Regions from separate parts of the Homo sapiens genome. Here region 1 is linked to region 2. Evidence: chromatin contacts called from ENCODE Hi-C or POLR2A ChIA-PET data. All regions are on one chromosome and are shown on one strand. The core of a region is the stretch at or near the end of the contact, and the rest is flanking DNA. Distances in the headings are between cores, read along the strand shown. Region 1 holds the start of EFL1 (elongation factor like GTPase 1). Region 2 holds the start of RPS17 (ribosomal protein S17).

Region 1 (4,332 bases), core at 1-2,500, 280 kb after region 2:
ATTTTTGCTTAGATTTTTATGATACTTCTTGTGTATTTATTGCATTGTCAAAAAATAAAAATAAACCCTTAAAAAGACAAAACTAACAACCACAGCCCAAAACAAACAAACAAGAAGTAAAATCACGCCATTCCAATGGTGGCCCTCAACATAATGAAGACTGAATTTCCTTACAGTTGAATGAGAAAGGAACTTGCGTTGAATATAAATTAGGAGAAAAGTAAAAATTTTCTCCTGCACACCAGTCTGAGGATTCATACACCCAAAGTTAATTTGTTGATATTTTAATCTATATATAATTATGAACTGTGTTTATTATGAGACTATTAAAAAAACTGCTTTCCATCAACATGTAGGTGTTTTCTTTGAATGGGATTACAAATACACCAGGGATTGACAACGTTCATATTTACTTAGCAAATAATGATCTAATCCCTGGGTCAATAGTGAAGCTGAGGAAGGAGAGGACTGTGTTTACAGGTGATGGAAGGTTGTTAGGCAGGACTCACAGTTGGATTCTAGATTTCAGGGTAGGGACTACTTACTGACTTTTCAGTCAGGCGGATCCCAAAGAACTGCTGCCTGGACGGGAATGGGAATATGGTCTGGCTGGGAGGACAGAAAGCTACAGATGAAAGAAAATGTGATATGGGTTGCAGACTCAGGGCCTTGAGCACTGTTCTTTCTCATCTTCGTGGTGGGGGATTATGGGGTGGAAATGCACTCTCCCAGTCGGATCACATCCCACTACTCACCAGCGTTATATCCCGTCGCGGCTTCACATATATTACTTACCTGGCCCGGGTGGCATTTTACTTTGCATCCTTGATTGGGAGTCTCAGGGGCTACGAACAAACGTTTTACCCCCGGGTAGCAGGCGGGTGAGGAGCGAGTATTCGCGGAGCGGGATAAGTGGGGATGTCGCTGCGCCCTCGTCCCTTCATCTCCGGGGGACGGCCACTCTCAGGGTTCCCGAGGAGCCGGCTCCGTGCACCTAGGCCCTAGGTCGGCTCCCAAGCCCGGGCCCGCCGCTACACCAGCCGTTTCTTACCCGCAGCTACAAATCTGACACAGACACCAGCTCCTCATACTCTTGGCTCCCATGCTTTCCTCCACCGCGCCTCAGCACTTGCAGCTTCTCCACTCCCACAGCGCCCGCCGTAGTCAAGGCAACAGAGGGATGCCCGGTGACAGACTCGGCGCCGGCTTCCGGCGGCGTCAGAGACGTGCGGGTGAAAGGTCGAGCGACAGCCGGCCCCGCCCCCTGGCGCGCGGGCGTGTCGGACCCGCAGAGCTCTCGGACTTTCGGAAGCTCTCGGTGTGGGTGCGACCCGAGAGAAGGAGCGGGGCTGGTGGGGCTGCTGCAGCCGGTGAGTGTGGGCTGGCGCTGGGGGCTGGAACCTCCTAGGCCAGCCTTTGGGCGGTGCCGGAGGAACCCGCTCGCTGCGGCTCTGAGGCGGGAACAGGGGCTGGGGCCGAGCGCGGGCTGGGAGCTTCGGTCCCCGGAGTGCCGCTTCCCGTCTGGGGCCGGGGCGGTCGCCTGTCTGTGTGGACCCAGGATCCTCAAAGAGAACGAATCTGGGACCCTGCAGAAATGAAGGGCATGTAGTGTAGAGGTTTTTCCTTTTTATTTAGAAAGGAATGAAAGACCGGCAGTGCACCTGCTTGGATAATAAGCACGTGACCCAAAACTTTGTTCGGGCTCCATGGGCAGGAATAAAGCTGGGTATTTGACCTCGCGCGAGGACGAGCGAGAATGTCAGAATGAGGGACTTGGGGGAAGACTGAAGAGAGAAAGGGAGCATCTTCTTCAGCATTTTCTCTCCCTCCTGGATGCAACCCTTCCTGTACGTGGTCATTGGCCTGGAGATGTTTACTGGAGTACTCCTCCACCGGCAGGGTTACTGGTGTCACTGTGCACCCAGTCCCCTCGAGCTGCGTGATTCATCGCAGCCTTTGGATCCGGAAGGATGAGCAAACTCCTTAAGTGTAATCGTGGTAGGATACTGACTTTAGTGCTCGAACTGGACTTAGGCCTTGGTGGTCTATCTCATCAATAAACATTCACTGGGTTCTTGGTTTAAGGGGTTTGAGAAGCTTGCCACCTCCCAGCGTTTATTATTATTTTTTTCTTTTGCCCCGACCTTTAGCCTCTGGGCCATTTGTAATACATATTTAATTTTTAGTCACAGGAAATAAGTAATCATGGTGCTCAACAGTTTGGATAAGATGATTCAACTCCAGAAAAACACTGCCAACATCAGGAATATTTGTGTTTTGGCTCATGTTGACCATGGTAAGAATACTTTTTAAATGGCTTATTTTGATAAATAAGGGAGATGTGTCTCTGTATGTCTCAGTGGAGTGAAGCTGTGGACAGCTGAGAGTGATGTTTGCTAAGAAGCAAGTCTTCTTTCTTTAAAAGTTTTGTGTGATGTTAGGGAAGCCTGCTTTGCTATAAAGCATTTGAAATGAACACGGTTACCTAGTGAGTAGCATTCTTCTATATATTATGTCATGTTGTTTTTTAAAGCAGAACTTGAATTTTTTGTTTTTGAAATGGCTTTACATATAAAATGTCTGTAGTCTTGACATAATGTCCTTAGAGTCTGTGGTATGTGATCCTATTTAATTCATCAGATATTTATCAAACGTCTGTTAAGTTCAAGATATTTTGCTTAGTATGTCTGAAGGTGGAGATTTATGAGTAGGGCACTAGCCCAGGGGAGGTTTTAACGGGGAGCAGAGCAAAATGAGACAAACAAGAGAAAAAAGTAGACTCTAAGGTTGGGAGAACTAGAGGATTAGGAAGTGAGGGGTTAGGAAAAGACCTCACAACATAATTAGTATTAGAGATGACACTTGAAGGGGGCTCAAGATGACAAATGGAGATAATCATTACAGGTGGGAATGTGTCATCAAGGGGAGAGGGAAATATATGTGGTCAAAGCCCAGTATATGGGAAAGGCAGAGATAGCTAACCCATGGTATGTTCTTCTGACAGATACTGCTGTAACTCCATAGCGCTCCTTCATGCTAAGCCTCCTCTTGATTTCAAACCTCTTGGTAGTTTAGGTAACCACAGCAAAGTGATTGGGATGGGCATATGAAATAAAACATATTTACCATCCTGAAGATGAAGGACCAGTTGGCGAGGTGAAGAAGCAGGCTGAGTCATATCTCATAGAGCTGCTCATGCCAGCTAGGAACTGGGATAAGAGTTGAGTGCTCCAGCTCTGGAGTTAGACAACCTAAGTTCAGATCTCCATTTTCAAGTTACATACCTTGCCTTTTTGAGCTTCAATATACAGCATCTGTAAAACAGGATGAAAACTATACCTGCTTTATAGGCTATAGGATTAAATGTGATAATAATGAGAGGGAAGGTAAACGCTTCACCATGAAAACGATCATTAATGTCTACTATTAGGCAGTAGGGAGCCTTTGGGGGAAAACATGGAGCAGGAATGATGTAATCAAATAAAACATGAGAAAGATTAGATTGGTAGACATGCTTAGGATGGATCCAAAGTCAGAGATTAGGTGGCTGTTGTCATTGATAGAAGAGCTGAAGTAATGTGAGTATGGAAACTGACAGAAAGACAGATAGTGGATCACTTACAAGTGAAGCCAGCTGTGAATGAGTTTTAGTACAAATCCAGTGAGTAACCCCTGCCTCCATGAGTTTTTATAATTTTACTGCTCACATTTTGAGAATGTGAAGGCTGATAAAAGGGTTTTTTTTTTCTTTATGAATTTATTCAAGTGGAAAGTTAGTGGGGTGTAACAAATTACTTTAAATGTATTGTTTAAAATTATGTTAAGCTGCTACTATCCTAAAAAACCTGGGATTCATCCATTCAACAAGTATTTTCTGAAGGTCTTCTATATGACAAGCGTTGTTCTGGTCCTAGGGATACTGCTGTGAATAAAGCAAAGTTCCTGCTTGCTTGATAATTATTTTCTAGGGAGGTATATACTTGGTGTACTTAGAATAAATTCAGCTTTACTGGGTAGCAGGAAAGTGATGCTCTAGGATTATATGCTAATACATATTTACATTGCAGACAGATAGCAGTGTTAAATATCTTCAGTTCTCCTACTCATTGGTCTCTGGTTTGAACAATACAGAGATTCCATAGCTTTGCTGAAGTTCCTAAAGTGCAATAAAGACTTGTCTTGAAGGAAAAAAACCCTCCTTTGCTTACTCCAACCCAGTTGTAGTAATTATGCATACCCCTGACATTCTTTACACAGAATCACCTGTTTATATCACATAAAATCTCATAGACTTTAGTTGTATGTAGTCTGCTTAATAAAAGTAACTATAAA
Region 2 (4,331 bases), core at 1-2,500:
AATCGCTTGAACTTGGGAGGCAGAGGTTGCAGTGAGCCGAGATCGCGCCACTGCACTCCAGCCTGGGCGACAGCAAGACTCCGTCTCAAAAACAAAAACAAAAACAAAAACCCTGATCTTTCACTTCGGGCCTGACAGCAGCTTGACTGGAAGTTTGCTCCCGCAGTTCTGAGATTCTGGCCTTTTCTTTTGTCCCATTGGTACTTTTTGCTGCCAGGGTTTCCTGTCCTTCAGGTTTCCATCCCCAATCAGTTGAGAGTCCGACTGGAGTACCCAAGGTGCGTTGAGGAATGAGGCACAGCCCTGGGCTTAACTCATCCAGCCTGGCCAGCTCAGCCTTCCCCTGTCAGGTGGGAGCCTAGGATTGCTGTCAGCCCAGGGAGCAGAGTTGGAAGAAGGGGGCAGGGCCCTACCTAGGCTGCGGCCCATCGGGGCAGCCTGCGCTGGTGGCTTCGGAAGGCCCTGGTTTGAGGATGGGTGCGGCAGGAACAGCCTGAAGATAGTGGATGGAGAAGGTACCTGAGGTGTTGGGAGCTCTGCTGGTGAGCTGGGCCCTTCACGTCAATGTTAGAGGTTGTTACGTGCTAGGCGCTGTTCAAGCACTGGGAATTAGCTAAACAAAATGACCATTACTGTCATGGAGCTCACCCCTAGTTGAGAAAAATAAGCCGAATCACACGGCAAGTGCTAGGAAATATAAGCAGGGATAGTGAGGGAGTTATTTTACCTAAGTTTGAAGGGAAAGCCCTCTGATAAGGCGACATTTGAGCAAAGGCCCGGAAGAAATGAGATACGTCTCGCCCAGTCGCACCCTGTCTCTACCTGACAAGTCTCCGGCCCGCGGACTGAGTGGGGGACCTGGGCGGCCGCCATCCCCCACTTCCTCATTGTTCCACGGCCCTGGATCGCCTTCTTTTCTCGGTCCTCCCGAGGACCGGATGCTTCTCCTCTCCCTGGCGTGTGTGGAAGAGATGGACGCTACGCTAGAGCACATCGCACGGGCGGTCCCATTAAAAATCAGATGGGGGAGAGAAGCGAGCCCAAGTCAACCGAGGGGAGCGGGGAGCGGAAAGGGAGGAGCCGTCGGGGGCGGGACAGACACCCTGCCCACCGGAGGGGCGCGCCACCGCCGCCCCCGCTCCACTCCGCCAGGGGGCGCTGTGTGGCTCCCGAGTAGGCTCAGAGCGACCGTGGCCGGGCGGAAGCGGCTTTCTGGCCTAAGCTTTAACAGGCTTCGCCTGTGCTTCCTGTTTCCTCTTTTACCAAGGACCCGCCAACATGGTAGGTGTTTTGGCTCGAGGCCGCCATCCTCCACAATCGTCCCCCATCTGCAGCTTCCCGCGGTCCTCAGCCCACAGAGAGGCCCTGGGCCGGGAAGGCGCAGAGCCCTGTCAGGCTGGAGCGCAACGGGCCGGCGGCTTCCGCATTAAGCCCGGCGCCCGGCACTGTTTAGCCGGGCCCTCTCCGGCTCAGCGCAGCCGGCGGTCCCCAACCACACCGGCCGGGGCTCGGCGCCGCACTCTTCCCAGAAGGTTGCGCTGGCTCGTGAGTGATCCTGTCCTCTCCACCCGCAGGGCCGCGTTCGCACCAAAACCGTGAAGAAGGCGGCCCGGGTCATCATAGAAAAGTACTACACGCGCCTGGGCAACGACTTCCACACGAACAAGCGCGTGTGCGAGGAGATCGCCATTATCCCCAGCAAAAAGCTCCGCAACAAGATAGCAGGGTGAGTCGGGCCTTCCTCGGCCTCCGGGGCTCCGCGATCTGTTTGTGTGCTCTGCCGCCCTCCGACTCGGGAAGAGACGGTGCCTTGGTGGTTTCGTTAGCCTGAGACTCCCTGGTGTCCCGGAGAAGGGCTAGAGCTCTGCGTGTGCAGGATTTCTGTTGTGAACTTAGGCCTGTGTCATGACTGGCCGCGGTGACCCTGGGTCGAAGGTAGCCACCGTCAGACCTCTTGCTTTGAAGCTACGTTGCTTTTAGTTGTCAACTTTTTTCTTTCTTTTTTTTCTTTTTTTTTTGAGACGGAATCTTGCCCTGGCGCCCAGGCTAGAGTGCAGTGGCGCCATCTCGGCTCACTGCAACCTCCGTCTCCCGGGTTCAAGCGATTGTCATGCCTCAGCCTTCCCAGTAGCTGGGATTAGAGGCACGTGCTACCACACTCGGCTAATTTTTGTATTTTTAGTAGACAACAGGGTTTCACAATGTTGACCAGGCTGGTCTCGAACACCTGACCTCAAGCGATCCGCCCGCCTCGGCCTCCCAAATTGCTGGGATTACAGGCGTGAGCCACCTCGCCCGGCTGGATGTCAACTTCTAATGCTTACTTCACAGTTGCAGTTACTGTTCGAGAGATTTATAGGCATATGGCCTGGAAGAATAGTGCCAAAGTCAACGTATTAATTGCCAAGTTATGTGAATTTGAAATTGGAAGAAAATGAAGGCTGTGAAGGGTCGTGAAACTGCGGGGCGGGGCGGGGCGAGTTGGGGGTGGGGCGCTTGATCATCATGAAGGAGAGTTTGAATAGAGAGTGAGAAACCAAGGGGAAGGAATGCTCAGGCCAGTGGAGGTTCTATGTGTAGGAGGTCCCAGGATAGTGAGTCCTCTTCCTTCTCACTGTGGAAAAGAACTAAAGCGGGTATTTATATATGCACATGTGCTCAGTACCAGGTGGGAGTTGATTTGTCTTCTCACTGTTCTCTTTGGCTGTGTGTGCTTTGTAGTTATGTCACGCATCTGATGAAGCGAATTCAGAGAGGCCCAGTAAGAGGTATCTCCATCAAGCTGCAGGAGGAGGAGAGAGAAAGGAGAGACAATTATGTTCCTGAGGTAAACTTTCTGGATATTTGGGCTTCTGGCTAATCCTCAAATGATAAAGCTATGGGTTCTTGGCTTCCAAAGGGACCTCAGCTGAATCTGAGACCTTTAATCCATACATTCCATAACCAGCTGTGGGTGCCCATAGGCCCCCTACCAGTTTCTTAGCCTCCATTCTGCTCTTCTGGAACCAGTTAAGTCTATTCCATATTTCATGAGAGCCCTTAATGTTGATTTGATGACTGCTGTCGTGGCTCGATTGTTTGCCCCTAATATAGTATTCTTTGGTGTAAACACAGACTTCAAGTGTTCTGAATACTGAATGAGGGCATGGGAAGGTAAGGCCAGAAGAACAGGTCATCGGGGTCTGTAATACTGTAAGAGACTGCTCACCTTGTGAGAGGAATGCTATCCTTGTGCAGCTCCTCTTCCCCATATTTAAGAACCTGGGGAGAGGAGGAGGAGAGGTGAGTGATAATCTCATTGATTGGTATTTTGACCCTACCTCGTTTCCTTGTAGGTCTCAGCCTTGGATCAGGAGATTATTGAAGTAGATCCTGACACTAAGGAAATGCTGAAGCTTTTGGTAAGTGTTTGCTGGATTCCTAAAGTGGTATTTTCCTGGTCAAAAACCATCAGTAGGTCTTATTATCCAAGGTCACCCAGCTAGTAAGTGGCAGAGTTGGGAATCCCATCTAAACTTGTAGCCACTAAACTGGACTGCTTTCATAAGGGGTGTAGCGGAAGTTGTGTGCATTGAGTTAGTTCGCCACAAGATCATGATTCCCAAATCTAGTGGCTTCCAGGACACCTTTTCTCTCTTGGCTGCTTCTGTTCTTGGTTTTATAGCTGGCTTACGTTGCCCCCTTTGTGTCAGCCCTGGCTGAATCTGCCTGCTTTTCTTCTGTGAAGGCATTCCTTTGGTGTCTCCATGCTAACCACTCAGAAATGAGCTTTGGTCCATTTCCAGGTACATACAAGGCACTACTTAGGTAGTTCACGAGTATCTTCATTGCACTTTGATGTTTTTTCTATGGCTTATCTTAGTCCTTTTGCATACTTGGGTGAAAGCATGGGCTTCATGGGCGGTTGGTGATTTTGAACAACTTCATTTTTCCTATTTTTATGGTCATTAAATGTTTAAGACACTCAAAAAGGTAGTAGCAAAATGAACTCACATGTACTTTCCCAGCTTCAGAAAAACATCACCAGTACAGCTACAGCCCCGCTGTGGGTCTTTTCTTCCTGAAATAACCACTGCGCTGAATGCAGCATTTTTGTTGAAACTAAAATGGGTTTCTGAGGACCAAATAGGACATGGAGTTCCAGGTATAAGTTGGGCCCTTGGCTTCTTGCCCTGCCTACCAGCCTGAACTTGTTTGAGGGCAGGGTCTGCTCTTGCCTCCCTCCCTTCTGCTTGATGCCTTGTGTACTTGGGCCCTTCACAAATGTTGATTAGATTAGTAATAGCTCTTACCCAGGGCTGGTCCTGGAAAGCAAGTGGCACTGTGTATTC

What was found. A loop is a pair of places that touch in the nucleus more often than their neighbours do. ChIA-PET counts read pairs that join two places held with the same protein, here RNA polymerase II (POLR2A). Pooled maps may share reads with other maps.
Region 1: a map of ascending aorta shows a loop between it and region 2 (3-fold over the local background). The contact joins the promoter of EFL1 here to the promoter of RPS17 in region 2. A Hi-C loop is called at or near these places in 2 of 168 maps with a recorded cell type or tissue (ascending aorta and naive thymus-derived CD4-positive, alpha-beta T cell), 7 of 37 single-sample maps with no recorded cell type and 17 of 50 pooled maps. POLR2A ChIA-PET finds 5 or more read pairs at or near these places in 6 of 52 experiments (A549, B cell, H1 and 3 more).

What each region holds. Positions count from the first base shown.
Region 1 is chr15:82,259,652-82,263,983 of GRCh38, reverse strand. It overlaps EFL1 (elongation factor like GTPase 1), which reads left to right and starts at 1,250. Exons shown (of 20, transcript NM_024580.6): 1 at 1,250-1,370; 2 at 2,187-2,296. The coding sequence starts at 2,206. SAXO2 (stabilizer of axonemal microtubules 2) reads right to left here and starts at 1,166. Exons shown (of 4, transcript NM_001348699.2): 1 at 1,052-1,166. The coding sequence starts at 1,104. RefSeq lists enhancers at 946-1,015, 1,036-1,125 and a silencer at 3,134-3,320.
Region 2 is chr15:82,537,376-82,541,706 of GRCh38, reverse strand. It overlaps RPS17 (ribosomal protein S17), which reads left to right and starts at 1,250. Exons shown (of 5, transcript NM_001021.6): 1 at 1,250-1,281; 2 at 1,575-1,726; 3 at 2,722-2,827; 4 at 3,336-3,401. The coding sequence starts at 1,279. RefSeq lists an enhancer at 393-894 and silencers at 1,014-1,113, 1,124-1,243.